Regions from separate parts of the Homo sapiens genome. Here region 1 is linked to region 2. The links are chromatin loops, found by intact Hi-C in ENCODE. Cell type or tissue: pancreas. All regions are shown on one strand.

Region 1 (8,000 bases), 380 kb before region 2:
AGCAAAACATTTTCCAGAAATTCCTAGCAAACTTCTTTTATATCCCATTGACCAAAATTGTATGACATAGCAACACCTTGTTAAATGGGAGTTTGGAGACATACACACTTTAATTGGGCTCATTTCTGCCACTCAAAATGACTAGAATTCTGCTAGTAAAGAAATGGAGTCTGAATATTGTGCAGGAAACCAGCAGTGTCTGCAACATGTACCATCCCTAGACTGAATATCTTTATGGTCAGTTCCAGCCAAGTCAGCCATAGGATAATTCAGCAAATTTACTTCTTTTCGGGTACAATGATGAATTTTTCAATGACTGTGCAGTCCCTGGTTCATGAGGGATCCTTAACAGGTATTTGGTGTGAGGGAACCCAGGCCAATGCAACAGTCCCTAGTAGTTTAATCCAGGAGGACAGAGTATCCAAAAGAGACATATCCTGAAGAGCAATGCTCAGAAAGCCATGGAGTGACCTGAGCATACTGTGCAAGGCTTGGAAGCGATCCCATCCGGGCTTGGGAGAGACAGGAGAGGGATAACATGGAGAGTTCTGAAGAACAGGGAGGGTTAACTTTGTTTGCCAAGTGAGACTCCATGATGGTCAGAGCTGGCTGGGAGGCTACTGCAGCCTCCTCACATTACAAATTGGGAAACAGAGTTCCAGTGAGACAAAGAGAGCTGTTTCAAGTTGCATGGCAAGTTCACTACAAAACCAGAGTAGAACCCATATTCTGACTCCCAGGCACAGAGGATGCAGCAGTACACTGGGACTCAGCATCTGCCTTCATGGGCTGACACTCTGGGAGTATGAGTGGTAAGATACTAAAGCTGATTAACATGAAGTATTTCTTGACAGCTGGAAGAATTATGTGAATGAAGAGTACGTGAGCAAATAACAGGAGATCTGTAGGTGCGAAACGAATGAAAGGATAAAGTTTGAGCTGAGATCTAAAATCTGTGTGGGAGTTAAGCAGGTATCTACAGCAGGGTCCCATAGTGTGCATCTGTGTGTGGTGAGTGATGTGCGTGTGTAATGTGCATGTGTATGTGCTGTGTGAGCACATGTGCATGTTTGTGGTATGTGTGTGTGGTGAGAAAGTGTCCCTGGCAGAGGGAACTGAGTCTGTATGATGCTGCAATTCTTTGTCCACCTCCTCCTGACAGTGAGTCTCATGTAAGCTCAGCTCTTCCACTCTCTGTGCTGTCCTTGGGGCTCTGACCTTCAGTGATTCCTATAGGGTTGGTGTTATAGACTGAATGTCAGACTGGACGCTGTGGCTCACACCTGTAATCCCAGCACTTTGGGAGGCCGAGGAGGGTGGATCACCTGAGGTCAGGAGTTCGAGACCAGCTTGACTGACATGACGAAACACCGTATCTACTAAAAGTATAAAAATTAGCCGGGTGTGGTGGTGCACACCTGTAGTTCCAACTACTTGGGAGGCTGAGGCAGGAGAATAGCTTGAACCAGGGAGGCGGAGGTTGCGGTGAGTCAAGATCATGCCACTACACTCCAGCTTATGTGACACAGCAAGACTCTGTCTCAAAAAAAAAAAAAAAAAAAAATAGACTGAATGTCTGTGTCCCTGCCTAAATTCATATGTTGAAATCCTAACCCTCAAGGTTATTGGTATTAGGAGGTGGGGCCTTTGGGAGGTGAGTAGGTCCTGAGGGTGAAACCCTCATAATTGGGATAGCCCCTTATAAAAGAGACCTCAGGGAACTTCTTCATCCTGTCTGCCATGTAAGGTTACAGCAAAAAAATGGCAGCCTATGAGCCAGGAAGCAGGCTTTCACCAGACACCAACTCTGCTGGCATCTTGGTCTTGGTTTCCAGCCTCTAGAATGATTGGTTGTTTATAAGCCACCAGTCTGTGGTATTCTGTTTCAGGAGTCCGAACAGACTAGATGGTAAGGTTGCCAGATAAAATACAGGATGCAGAGTTACATTTGAAATTCAGATAGACAACTGCTACAGGGCTGCTGGCCTTGGGCCTGGAACTCCTCGCTGTCACCCACACCTGGCCCTCTGTGAATCGAGGCCAAAGGAGGGAAGCAGGGGCAAGCAAACACACAAAGGCCGGGGGGTCCAGTGTGGTGCTGAGTGAGTTCCTGGTCTGGACTCGGAGGCCTGAGCTCTACCGTGGCTTTTTCACACCCTCGCTCTGTGACTTTAGGCAGAGCACCTAGCTGGGCTTCGGGCTTCGTGATAGAATTTGAGTTTTCGGATACTCTCTACTTTATTCGTTAGCACAGGAATGCCATTTTTATAAATAATAATAATAACAATGGCCATTGCCACTGGCTTAGTGTGGCCCTTACATCTTTCGCTGGGTGACCTCCCATCTCCAGCCTCGCTCCCTCCATCCTGAGCACCGTGTGACCCTGTGTCTCCCCTTCCGAGCCCTGCGATGGCTTCCCATTACCACCAAGCCGATGTCTGCCTCTTGGGCATGGCATCCACAGCCCATGTAAGCTGGCACCAAGCCAATGTCTGCCTCTTGGGCATGGCATCCACAGCCCATGTAAGCTGGCGCCCGCTGATCCCCTTAGGGTCACCATCTTCACCACCTATTCATTTTCTATCCTGTAATTCCTGAATTCCCTGAGCTTCTCAGAATGAATGGCACTTCTGCCCCTCTGGGCTTTTGCCTGCATCCTATCTGCCTGAATCGTTAAATGAATGAATGAATGGGGAAAAAGAGCATGTGTATAAGCCATAATGGCTTCCAAAACTATTATCACCAGCCTTCATCACAGAATAATTTAATTGGTTCCTCATGATGGGTCATGATGAAGGCAGCCAGGAGTATCTTGGGATTCTGGTGTGAAGTTGCAGGGACTTCTTTTGGGGCTTAATATGATTGATGTGATACAAGCCCTGGAAATGAGGCTGCCAAGGAAAGTCCCCACCTCCCTCCCAGCCCACCAACCCACCATGACACATCTGTTTGAACAACTGGGCTGCAGACTGAGCTCAAGCAAAAGTCATGTGGGAACCTGGTTCTAGTGCACAGAGAGGTTTGACAAATTGCCATTTGGACACCTGAATTCAGCCTGCTGTGCGGTAACTGAAGGGATGCTTCCTGGCTTCCTATCTTTGACTAGAAAATGAATGTCCAGGTTAATTATAAGCTGGAAAAAAGATTACCTGATGCATAATGTCCTTTGTGATGTTATTAAAAGTCCTCCCAGGTAGCAGGTGTGCGGTTATTATCGTAACAAGACAATGGGGTGGCACCAAGTGCTTCTCTCCTTCCTCAAAGTGGACCTTGATGACACCTCTTGCAGGAAGCCTTCAGTGATTACCTCTTGACTTCCCATTGCCCTGCACTGACTCAGCTCAGCCCTGCTGACTCTCATTTCCTTATTTCCACGATGGGCTGTGTGTCAATGTGGCCCTTCTCAGGATAGCACTATCAATGACCTTACTCGTGGGCCTTCCGCTGGGAAATAGGAGGAGGCTGTGTGTCCTCAATGTCCCCTTGGTATCACTGCTGATTCACTGAGCTACCTTGTGAGGGGATGCACTCATCTCAAGCCCATCTCCTCTTTTCTAAAATGGAGGTGAGTTGCTCCTGTCTGAGATCTCAGGGGGAATTGAAAAGAGTTTGGAGATCCTCTGTGAATACTTATAAAAAAAGCTCTTGCTTCAAAACTAGAAGCATGAGTGTAAAAAAGAAAAATATGGATGCTGAACACACTGGAACCAATACATCCAAAAGAACACAGTCCTTGTCAAAGTCGTGCCTGTACCAGCCACACCTCATCCCCTGCCCTTGCTTGCTTACCAGGCTTTGAGAAACACCTTTTAGCTAGTTTATCAGCAGATAGGCAAAAAAACAATTTTGTGCCTTGGATTCATACCTTTAAAAAAACCCTCAAATCCCATTATCCATTGGATGATTTGGCCCAGAAAGACTGTTTCTGAAAATCAAATTCACCTCCTGGGGATAAACACTTGTCACCACTGAGATAATTCAAGAGCTTATCTCCCCATAAATTTATTCTCCTCCCTCAACAGGCGGCCTGATATCATAGAAGGAGTTTTAGAATCAGACCAGAATTCTGACTTCTTCACTTCTCTACTGGGTAGCATTGGGCAAGTGACTCAACCTCTCTGAGCCTCGACGTCCTCTCCAAGATAAGATGGGAAAGAGTAACTAAACGCACAGGGTATTGATGCACGTTAAGTGAGATAATGTCTAGACTGCATAGTGGATACTCATGAAGTATTAGTCTCTCTCTTCTTCCCTTCCTCTGAATCTCACCAAGCTGGCCCCTACTGGGTAGCAATAGGGGCAGGGCGCCTAGGGTATTCTAACTTATGCTATGTTTAAGTCATCTTGTCCTTATTTTGCTCATCCCCCTCCTGGCATCTTAAGTGCAGGGCCTTACTCATGTCTGTATCCCTTACAGTGCTAGTGTGGTGCTTGGCACATAGTAGGTGCTCAAAAAATCTGTTTCATTGAGTCAAATATGTCATAGGGGCCCAGACCACTTTTAATAGAAGAATAAGCCATGCAGGACGGCCATGCAATCAGAAGGATGCCATTCCAGGGTAATAAGTAACTATTGGCAGTCATTTTGTAAACACATTTGGCTTCCCAGGGTGTCTGCTTTGAACCTCTTAGAATTCTGTTAAGTTCTGTTGTTCCTTAAAAAAAAGATTAACTCTGCCTGGGGTGCAGTTCTTCAGCTGCCCTCCAGATGGCGGTGTTCAACACAGATTTATCTCAACCGCTCAAGCCCCTGGGAACTCAACACAAGAAAAAAAAAATCTCTGTTTTATTATCAATGCATTAAGAATGAATTTATCATCCCGGCTCAGCAAAAGTCTAGTTATTCTGTAAGAAGCTTTATCCCTAGCTAACGTGCAGCTTAATCAGTTCAGTTAGATACAAAGCCAGCTAGGGCTTTTGTCCCGTGTTCAGAATGAATAACCTAGTGCTCTCAGAAGTTTCAGCTTTCCTGGCAGACAAACCTAAGAAACTTAGTTTCTCTCCGGGATCCTTGGGCTGGGGGTTGTGGGGAAAGTGTGGGAGAAATAATATATGCAGAAAGTTCTATATCCTGAAGTGAGGGGGAGGGATGATGGATTATCCCGCAAAGGGGTTTTAGTGGGATAATAATAACAACAGCAAAACAACAGCAGCAGCAACTAAGGTTCACTGGATGTTTACCGCATGCCAAGCACCACTCAAATGCCTGACTATTCCAACTCATTTAATCTTCGCACAACCCTATGTGGCAGGGACTCTTGCTATCATAGTTTTATGGATGATGAAATTGAAATCTAGAGAGTGAGTGAATTGGACATTGTCCCATACCTAGTGGGTGACAGAAGTAGCATTTAGACCCAGGTCTGGCTACAGAAGCCTTTTTTTTTTTTTTTTTTTTTGAGACAGAGTCTCACTGTGTTGCCCAGGCTTGAGTGCAGTGGCATGATCTTAGCTCACTCCAACTTCCACCTCCCAGGCTCAAGCAATTCTCCTTCCTCAGCCTTCTGAGTAGCTGGGAACACAGGTGCCCGCCACCATGCCTGCCTAATTTTTGTATTTTTGGTAGAGACGGGGTTTTGCTATGTTGCCCAGGCTGGTCTTGAACTCCTGACCTCAAGTGATCCTCCTGCCTTGGCTTCCCAAAGTGCTGGGATTACAGGGGTCAGCCACCACACCTGGCCTGGAAGCTATGGTCTTAACTGCCAGGCTATGCTGCCTCCCCTGGGTGGCAGACCACAAGTGGGCTGAGGATATATACTCCATACTTCTGAACATCTTGAACCACCAATGCCCACCCCATTGTAGCCACAGTGTTCCCTAGCCCACAAGCAAGAGCAAGAAGTAGAAAAGCCCAGTGCAAACCCATCCCTGTCTTGGGGAAACAGTGCAAAGCACACACTACACCTACTCCAGGTGTAATAATATAGGTTGTTGGAAGAACACCCAAGTTTTACAGCCAAAGGGACCTGAGTTTGAATCCCTATCCAGTCAATTTCTTGGATGAGTTACTTAACACCCTAGAATCTCAAATAGTAGGTGCAGTCCAAAGGTGGGAAAATCCGGCAGTTGCAAACTCTCAGGAATCAGCAGTTATGTGGCGGGCACTGTCCCCAGAACCCAGGTACCAGGAGTCAGCTCAGGTTCTGCTCCCAGGCAGTGGAGGACTCTGAGCAGGGAAGGCGGGAGGGCCCTTCAGGGAGCAAGACCTGGTCTGCCAGGGTGGTCATTGACTTAACAGTGAAGTGCTTTTGTGTCACTCAGCCTAGATATGACTCTTGGGCTCTTCTCTTTATCAGCCATATGACCCAGGCCAAGTTGTTTAGCTGCTCTGAGCCTCAGTTCTCTCATCCATAAAATGGATGTGATAAGTTAATGTGTGTGAACAGCTTGGCACAGGGCCGGGCTCAGGCCATGTGAGGATCGGGGGTAATGAGCATGCAGAGGCATGATGATGAATCGTATCCTGAAAGGAAACTCAAGGCATACAGAGGGTCGCCATCACTGGGTTGGTGTGGAGGGGGATGGGGGTGGTTCCCTTATCCTAAACCTTTCTCCCAGCCCTGCTTCCCAAAGTGCCCGCGTTTAATGTTTGCTAACAGCCACGCAGCTTAATCTTCACTGCCTGCTGCTTTCCTGTTAGAAATGACCAAAGCTTTGCCCCTGTGGCCACTGGACCATGCTAAAGAGCCCGAGACGCCTCTCCACAGCATTTCTGAGTGGCTGGCTACGTGTCTTTTTGTTTTGCTCAGGTGTCTGTGTGTGCATTTCTTGGAATTGCTTTCTGGAACACTAAGATCAATATTGTCTCTAACATTGGTCTTGAGAGATGCTGGGGACAGCGCAGGATGATGGAGTGGGTGGGATTGGGAGGCAGACATAGAGGGGTGAGGTAGGGTGAACAGTCACTTCCATCGAGCCCATTCACCAAAAGTGGATCCTTGCCACCAGTGTTGTAGTAACAGTAATGCATTTGGACATGATAGTCATGAAAACCATGATGGAAAGGCTTTCAAGGACACAGAGCGAACACAGGAGTCAGCCCTGCTCCACATAGAATTAAAGCATCTGAAGTCAGCTGTGAGACAAATGGAGAAGGTGGCCCTTGAATACTGCTCCTTTCCCCCACCGCTGACAGTCTTTGCTGTCCCCACCTCCCCTTCCTGATTTCCCAGTCTCCCACATAGGAGCAAGGGGCTTTCCATGGACCCAGCCTTAAAGACATAATAAGGCATCCTTGATTCTTCCTTTACCTTCCTATAACACCCTGTTCGTCAGAAATTCCTTTTGACTCCACTTGTAGATATAACTTGAGTGCCTCCCATTTCTTCTTCTCTGGCCCAGCTCAAGCCACCGGTGGCTCTCTTATAGATTTCTGTAGGAACCTCCCCTGCATGGTCTCCCTGCCTCCAATCTGGCCTCTTGCAATGCATTCTCCCACAGCAGGCAGACTGGCTTTTATATATTCCAGATAGAAGTTCTTTGTCTGATCGGTGGTTTGCAGATATTTTCTCCCAGTCTGAAGCTTATCTTTTCAACCAGGGTCTTTTGTAGAGCAAACATTTTTAATTTTAATGAAGTCCAATTTATACATTTTTTCTTTTACAGATAATACTTTTGTGTATGTCCAAAAACTCTGCCTAGCCCTCAGTCCTGGGGCCTTTATCTTATTTTTTTCCCCTATAAGCTTCAAAGTTTAACATTTTTACATTTACATCTGTGGTCCTCTTTGAATTAGTTTTTGTAAAGTATAAGGTTTAGATTGAAGTTCCTTTTTTTTTTTTTTGCCCATTGCTCAATTTCCATTTGTTAAAAAGATTATCCTTTCTGCATTGTAGAGTGATCTTTTAAAAATATAAGCTGGCCAGGCATGGTGGCTCACACCTGTAATTCCAGCACTTTGGGAGGCCGAGGCAGACTCTTTGAGCTCAGGAGTTGGAGACCAGCCTGGCCAACATAGCGAAACCTTGTCTCTACTAAAAAACACAAAAAATTAGCTGGGC
Region 2 (8,000 bases):
CTGCTAGAATCATGGCTCATTCACTAATTAAAGGGTATTACACACTTCATTGCACATCAGCTAAGAGCTTGGAATAAGAAAGCTTATGCTAGAGCATTTGCACTGGAGATGCCACTAGATATGCTTCATAGAAAAAGAAATACAGAGAAAAGCCATCCCCTTGTGACATCCCTTCCCCCATACTTAACTTCTCTAATAAGTCAGCCACCGCACTTAAAGAAAGAAGTCACCTAGCATGGTACAATCCTAGATAGAGCCTCAAAAATAAGCCAACTGGAGAGGGATGCACAGCAGAGAAAATGAATAAGAGAAGGCGGGTCAAGTGGCTTCTCCAACAACCACCTGTCCAGGCTCTCTGCCCTCTTCTGGTATGGCAGCCCAATAAGAAGGATGCTTATATCCCAGGCCAAAAAAAGACAGAGGGACAAAGGATGAGTTGGGAGGAGTACTCCTCACTACAAGGTCTTGAGCAAACTCAGCATCATGTTCCCTCTAGTAAAGGCTCAGCATTGCTGCCCACTGTGCCCAGCTGGGGCCAGAGACCAGCCTCCCTGCTGGAGCCTCGTTGGGCTGTCCTGGAGTAGATGCTTTTTCTGATACTCCCTGAACAACTTGAACAGCAGCACTGAGGCTCACCCCCTTTTCAATGATGGGGAAGGTCACACATAGAGGGCCAGCCTGAGGAATGGACACTCAAATAGATTACTCTTGAACTTGCTGAGGACAGCAGATAATGACATGCCACTGACAGAGTAGTAAATATTATCCATAGGCAATTTCACTATTTGGGAAACATTACAAAGAGGTCAAAAGCTCAGGCGAACTTTAAGGCCTGATCTTAAAGACCTCTTGGGACCTCAGCAAGTAAAAAGATGGTCCAAGTATAAAACAATAGCCTGGGGTCAAAAAACATTTACTTCTAAATGGAACTTAGACATGGATTCAGAAGAAGCCACCAGTTGGACATGCAGTCAGGAGGAAGCTAGAGAACTCAACCCAGAGTCTGCTACTTATTACAGTTTCTCTCTGTGTCACCCTCTGTGTCGTCTGTGTGTTCCATGTGTGTTCAGGCAGACAGAGGAACAGCTGAGTGCATTTCCAAGCTGCACGGTGCAGTGGTGAAGCCGAGCGTTGCCAGGCGCTAGAAAGAACGGGGTGGAATATAGTGATGGCTTCAGCCTCCAAGAATAAGGCATTTTCTCTATCTCTCCTCAAGCCACCTAAGACATCATTTGTGCATGACATGTTTTAGGATCCTGTTTGCTGCATTTAGAAGAGCTTCCAATATTACTGGTCCCTTCTCCCAGCTCAGACTGGCTTCCTCTTTAGCATACACTACTGCCGATTTTGCTGTGCTCTTCCTCACAAGGCTTAAAAGGGATAATACAAAACAGCTCCTCCAAGAAACAGAGTTCTAGCACACAGACTGCGAGAGGCAATGCCCCCGGCACTCTGGGCTTTTTCAGAATCAGAGATAGCCAACAGCAATTACAGAGGCTACAGGCAGAGACTGGTTATGGCATTAAAAGAACCTCAGATCAAGAGGCTGGTGAATCCAAGAGGGGGTAGGGAATGGATGCAGCACAGGAAAGGTAAGCAATGTCTTCATTAGGCAGAGGACCCTAGACAAGTGCTGGATCACAGGTCAGCCCCTTCCCAACTGCTATACCTGCTATTCCCAACTTGCAATTGCATTTTGGCTCAACGTTCTGAGACTCAAAAGCTCTCAATCCTCCCTAAGGCAGCTATGGGGGAAGCAGCCACACTGGACTTCTGGAGGGTCCCACAGCCCCTGATACCCAGACGTGCCTGGCAGCAAACAGTAGTCAGCAGCTGCTGTATGACCTATTATGCCAAGTTATGCCTAGCAGCCCACTAACTGGAGAACCCTGGCAGCAACAGTGCTCCTCTCGTCCTTTCCTCTCTGCCCCTCCAGTAAGCCCCATCCTGAACGTAAGCCACATCCCCCTCCGCTTTTCCTCTTTACTCAGCTCCACACTCCTCCCCCAGGCTTTCCATTCCCACAGCTGTTCGCCCCCTCCCTGCACCCCTCCTCCTGCATCCACGTCGTTAAGTGATTATACAGAGAGAAAACCGAGCCTTTGAGTTTCAAGCCAAAGCTCCCAGACAAGGCAGCCGGGACTGGTTCACCCTCACAGGCATCTCCCTGACCCTCTTGCACACGTGCCTCCGCCCAGACCCTCCTCTCTGCCCAAGCACTCTGAACATCTCTTGGCTTCAACCTGCCAACAGATCAGATGGAGCCCTGGGGTGCCCGGCCTCTCCTCTCCCCACATGGAGCTTAGAATTCACACAAGGAAAGGAAGCAAGGAGACTTCCACACCTCTGCAGCATCACCTGCTCCAGCAAGCTCCCAAAGCCACCGGAGCCAGCCAGACTGCCTGGGCCCCACACCCCCTTCTCTGACGGCTTTAGCTCCAGCCCAGCCCACAGGATGCAGTGCCTGATGCCACTTCCGAGCAGAGAGAGACACACACGCACACGCACACGCACACACACACAGAATGCCACCTCGTCAATGACAAGCTGTTCCAATCACACAGCTCGGACACCAAGCGGACCGGACAACGGACAGCCCAGGCCTCCTCCCTCTGACTGGGAGGAAGCCAACTGAGCACGTCTGGGGAAGTGATCCCCCACCGCAAGCCCCCCACTCACCCTCCATATTTGATCTGACAGCAGTGCTCTATCCTGGCCGGTAGCCTTCCCTGCAACCAGCTCGCACAACTCTGACCAACTACCCTCGTGGCCTTCAGGTGAGGCACTGCTCTCTCTCCTGTCCCAAAGCACAAGGAAACCCCAAACCAAGCAGGAGACCACCGGCGCACCACTTCTCCAGAGGACCAGACAGAGTGAGCTGAAAACCAAGTACTCACTGTGGTGAAGTCTTGGTGGCCGCACTCCTGCCCTTTGAACTTGCAGTAGAGCATCATATCCTTCAGGTCATGGCCCACACGGTGCAGGAACTCCAGCATGCTGAACTGCTTGGGTTTGTAGTGCTTGAAGTTGGCCTTCTGCCGCAGGGCCTCCAGCACGGAGGGGTCAGCCAGATGGGGGTCCGGGATCTGCAGGTTGACATCCAGCAGGGCCAGCAGCTCCCCAGCATGGTACAGGTCATTGGTGGTGAGCCTGGAGAACCGGAAGCCATTCAGGTTACAGAGGGTCACAGCTGGGAAGACCAGGCTTTGAGCCACCACTTCGTCCACCTTAGTGACATGCTGGTAGGAGAAGTAGTAGGACACCCTCTCAGAGCTCTCCACCAGCAGCAGGCCCAGAGAGCCCACGAAGGCCACTGCCCACAGCACACGCCGGATGGTCAGCGGCCCATACACGAAGATGTGGCGGATGCCATGGAGGGTGGAGGTGTTGGCAAAGATCTGGATGCTAGAAGGTTGCAGGCTGCCCTCACTGGGGCTTTCCTTGAGGTCCATCGGGACCCCGTGCAGTTCCGCAACTGGCTTCAGGTTGATCGAATTTCAGAGAAGAGCTCCCAGTCCTCGGGCTCTGCTTAAACCTTGACGTTCAGGGGAGAGAACGCAAGGCAAGCATCGCGCCAGATGCTGTGAGTTTATCCTGAGAGCCCAGCCGCACGCTGACAGGGGTGAGTGTTTATATAAAACCCATTCAAACTCTAGCTCTTGATTTTTTCCAGGCGATAAGGAGGGCTGGTTTTATTTAGGGAGACACCAAGGTGATGTGGAAGAGATGTGGGTGGGAAGGGAGAGCTTAGCCAATGGAAATAAAGTCCTCCCCCCTACACACGCCACTAGAGACAAGATTAAAAGCGAGAGCGAGAGAGAAAATGCTTAAAACAAGTCGCTGAGCAGCTCGGAGCCTGTTAACCAGCGCATAATGCCCCATGTTAACCATCCTGGGGGATGTCAGGGCGGCCACGCTGATGCACTGCGGTCGGGCGCAGCGGCACAGCCTTCAGAGCCGCCGCCGCTCGGTTCCTTTTCCCATGATGTTTTGGACTCCGAATGCCGTTTCTCGCCGCCGGCCTCCGTCCCTCCTCTCCTCCTCCTCCAGGCCCCCTTTTGTGGGCAGAATTCCAAATGCCAGCGGCCGCTGCTAGCACCGGGGAGAGGAGGCAGCGCGCGGCGCGGAGAGGCGAGGACCGGTATCTGGAGACTGGGGACGGAAGCGGGGAGCTCAGACCGGGATCCATTCTCTCCTCGCCTCCTGGGAAAAAAGGGACAACCCCCAGGTCACAAAGCCTGCCTGCTTCCCCCGCCCCAGCTCCCTGTCCCTGCTAGGCTGCCTTGGGGGGAAGGGCAGGGCGGGGGAGAAGGGCTGGTGGGGGCTGGGGACTTTCTCCAAGTTTTCTTTTTAGCCTTTTTTGAAGGTAGCTAGTGGGGGCTTCTTCGAGGGTTGACATGACACCCCGCCCCCCAGGTGGCAGGAAGACAGTGCTAAACTCCTAGGAGCCAGGTGTGAGGTTGGAGGCGGCATTCCTTTGCATCAATGTCAGGGATCCCAGGTTAGACCCAGCCTGGGATCTCCAGAGGGGAGAATGCTAAAAATGCAGAAGGAAGGGGGCGATCCAAACCCACAGTGCCTCTGATGCAGACAGCGAGGGGGCATTCTAGGAGAGCAGCCAGGAGCCCCTCCTGAGACAGAAAAGCCAAGTTGCCCCTGGAGCCTCAGAGAAGGAGCAACAAGTAGTCGCCTCCCCCACCGCCACATAGCTGTCGGGAGAGTCTGTATTTGAAAGAGAAAGGCAACTGGGACTCCAGGTGGGACTGGCTGCATACCATTCCATTTGGGCAGTGTGTGTGTGTGTGTGTGTGTGTGTGTGTGTGTGTGTGTGTGTGTGTATTCTGATCCTGGATTTGTCAGATGGAAGTACATTTGGGCAGTGTGTGTGTGTGTGTGTGTGTGTGTGTGTGTGTGTATTCTGATCCTGGATTTGTCAGATGGAAGTACAGCCGGAACTATAGGTGGGAGCAAAGAATTAGCCTTTCCGCTGCCTACCTCTTTTTTCCTGAAACTCCACTGGCAGTCAGCTCCTGCTAGCAGGTGAGTGTGGCTCGCCCTATTGGCCCATGCCAGAGCTCAAATGGCTAGAACCTACTGAATCAATGGTGCTAAATTCCCATCAGAAGGAAGGGAACAGAAAGTCTGAGTGGCCATCCCAAGCCACACTGCCAAGCTGGGGCAGAGCCACATGGAGTCACCTTGATGAGCCAAGCTCTCATCTTCAGGGCTTTCCAGGCTTAAATCATACTCCTTGGACAATGTTGGAAAAGAAGGCAGCTGAGGGCACGTCCCTCTAGGTTTAGCTCTACTCTGAAATATGTTTTCATTCCATCTGGACCCCTGCTAAACTAGGTCCACTGACAAAAACATCCAGGTGCACTCTGAAGCAACCTGTAGCATTAAATCAGTGGTTTATTGATCCTGGGAGCTCAGAGAACAGAAGCATCACAAGCAAGCACAATGGCAAAGATTGATAAACTTCACATATTCGTTAACCAAGAGGTCCTGGACTCCTAGGATAGGACACAGGTTTTTAAAGCAGGAGGACCAAAATTAACAAAGGTCTACCATGTGTCAGGACCTGTGTGAGGGTGTCATATCATCTTACTTATCCCTCTTAACTATCTTGACAGGTACATGTTCTTGTTATTATCCCTATTGTACAGGTGAGGAAGCTGGGGCTCACAAAAGTAAAGTGCTGTGTCCAAGTTACAGTTAGTGGTGTCAGAGGTGGGACTTGAACTCAGGCATATTTGTCTCCAAAATGCAAGTTGTTAAAGCAGATCCGGAACACTTCTTCCCAAATTTAGGAAAGGAGCAGTCCTTTCTATGCTTTGTCCCTGATTACACACACACACACACACACACACACACACACATCAGTTCCTCACTTGTATTAAACATCTCTATGCCTTTTTTTCTACCACACCACATCTCTGTTGTCCTTTTTTTTTTTCCCCAGCTCCAGGCCCTCTCCTACAGGAAGACTTCCTGGATTAATCTGCTAATCTTCAGCTCATCCACCTGTTTAATAGGTATGTTGGCCTCTAACTCTATACCAGGCACTGTATGGTTTTGGGGAAACAAAAGTAAATGAGATACATGTCCTGCCTTTGATAACTCAAGGATCAGCGGGGGAGGAGGCAGAGAGATAGGTACACACACAAGTCCCTGCTCCATGGTGTGGATAGCGAGAGAAGCAACATGGCTCATGGGTTCCTGGGATTAGCACTGCCCAGCTGGAAATCATGCTGCTCCATATCTGTTCATGTTCCTTCCACCTCCAGCCCTCTCCCAGGCTGTGTTCCGCCCTCCTCCCCAGCAGCCCAGATCTGTTTTCCCCATGAAGCCTCTTCTTTTCACAGGATCATATTTTCTCTCAGTTCGTGTCCCAGACATGTTTTCTCATGTGTGCCGAGATGGGTCTCAGAGTTGCTCTAATTGCTCCTTTCCCATTTAGACTCTTTGACTGCTTACCTCTACCCTTCGCCATTTGTTTGTTTTGAGGATTACAAACATAACGTGATGCTCTGTGACCTTGGGGGAAGTGACTAAACTTCTCTGAACTTCAGTTTCCCCACCTCCAAAATGATGGAGCTTAGAATGCCTGCCTCACAGAACTTTTGTGCAAATGAAACGAGATATAGATTATAAAGTGTCTGGTACAATTTAGACACTTAGCAATTGACACTTTCTCTTGATGACTACGAAGAGAACATTCGTTTTTGATGTTGGCACTCTCTTACAGGTGATTGGAGAACCATTTATAGCTCTAGAAGACATCATTTGCCCAGAGCAGTGTTTACCTGTTAGTGTCACCATCCCTTCCTGTAGGCCAGTGTCAAACACACTCCTCACACTACTCTGCTTCCTGTCCATGGCCTTAAGGTCTTCTCAAGGTCTTCTGAAGCAGCTCTTGACTAAAGCTTTCCAAGAGGGTGAGGCGATTTAGGGTGGGAAGGGGGGACTAGAAGAGAATAGCTCTAATGGTGCATTTCACAGCCGGGCACTTGGCTCTGTGCTTGACATTTGGCGGACATTATCAGTAACTCTGAGAGGAGGGTATTGCCAAGCCCATTTTACAGATGAGAAAGCTGAGTACAGAGAAAAAAGCTAACTTGCCCAGGGTCCCTCAGCTGAAAAGTGGCAGAGGGCTTAAATGTCAAACCCAAGTGTGTCTGAGTCTGAAGGGTGTGGTCCACAAACTCAATAGAAATGCTTCAACGAGACCTCAATAGCACAGACCATGATGGCAACAGTCTTGAACAGGAACTGAATTATAGAATATTCTTTAAGAAATACTGCTATAACATTTTCTATCACATGTAGCAATTCAACTTGATGGCTAATAAAACGTTTCCACATATCTTCTTAAAAACACTCTTTAATTGATAATACTCACTCGCAGTTAGCAGTATGGTTTACATAAAGGCATCAGATATTCTATCATTCTTAAAAATGCTTTTGTGTTATTCAGTTGGTTAAGCATTCCCCTCTTCAATCAGGTTTACAATACCTATTTGCTTGGCACTAGTGGTAACAGAGATTGGTTTTAGAGTGGGTCAATTTGGCCCAGATTTGTAAGCATTGACCTAATTGTGTATAATTATGGTCTTTTTGGTGAAGTGTATGACAAGACATTAAAGAACTTTTCAGACAAACTCATTTGCAAATCAGGCAGTTTAACCCCCTATTAGACCACATGCCCATATTTCTGCTGTGGCAAATTTATTCACTTATGAATGAAGTCAGGAATTAATTAACTTTCTATGACCCTGAAATTGCTACTCTGAGACGCAAGGAGGGGGACCCTCTTCTAACCCTGGGGAACCTAAGGCCAGTCCTGAGCCTGGTTTCTGGGGAGGGTTAGAAGCTCAGGGTGCAGCCTCCTGCCTCTGCAAAGAGTAACAGGCAGGAGAGTTAAGGAAACTGAGATCTACAATCAGCTCAGCTCGAATGCTAATTTGCTACTTAACATGTGCTAGGTACATGCCATGGCC

What was found. A loop is a pair of places that touch in the nucleus more often than their neighbours do. Peaks named below come from ENCODE experiments on the same cell type or tissue, not always from the same donor. Only the 100,000 strongest peaks of a DNase experiment are listed, where the experiment ranks them.
Region 1: a loop joins it to region 2, with 4 times the contacts of the local background. A loop is called at or near these places in 67 of 110 quality-filtered maps.

Annotation. Positions count from the first base shown.
Region 1 is chr17:33,774,590-33,782,589 of GRCh38, forward strand. It overlaps a transcript of ASIC2 not described here. Among named protein-coding and RNA genes, the nearest start is that of ASIC2-AS1, 220 kb to the left of the region's middle. In pancreas, a CTCF peak has its summit at 4,701 (motif pointing right); no DNase peak of the experiment used is centred here.
Region 2 is chr17:34,153,081-34,161,080 of GRCh38, forward strand. It overlaps LOC105371735 (a long non-coding RNA gene), which reads left to right and starts at 2,519. Exons shown (of 4, transcript NR_188344.1): 1 at 2,519-3,622; 2 at 5,963-6,035. It also overlaps a transcript of ASIC2 not described here. RefSeq lists a silencer at 3,547-3,705 and an enhancer at 4,005-4,559. In pancreas, no CTCF peak of the experiment used is centred here; a DNase peak (open chromatin) is centred at 4,081; H3K27me3 peaks cover 2,610 bases.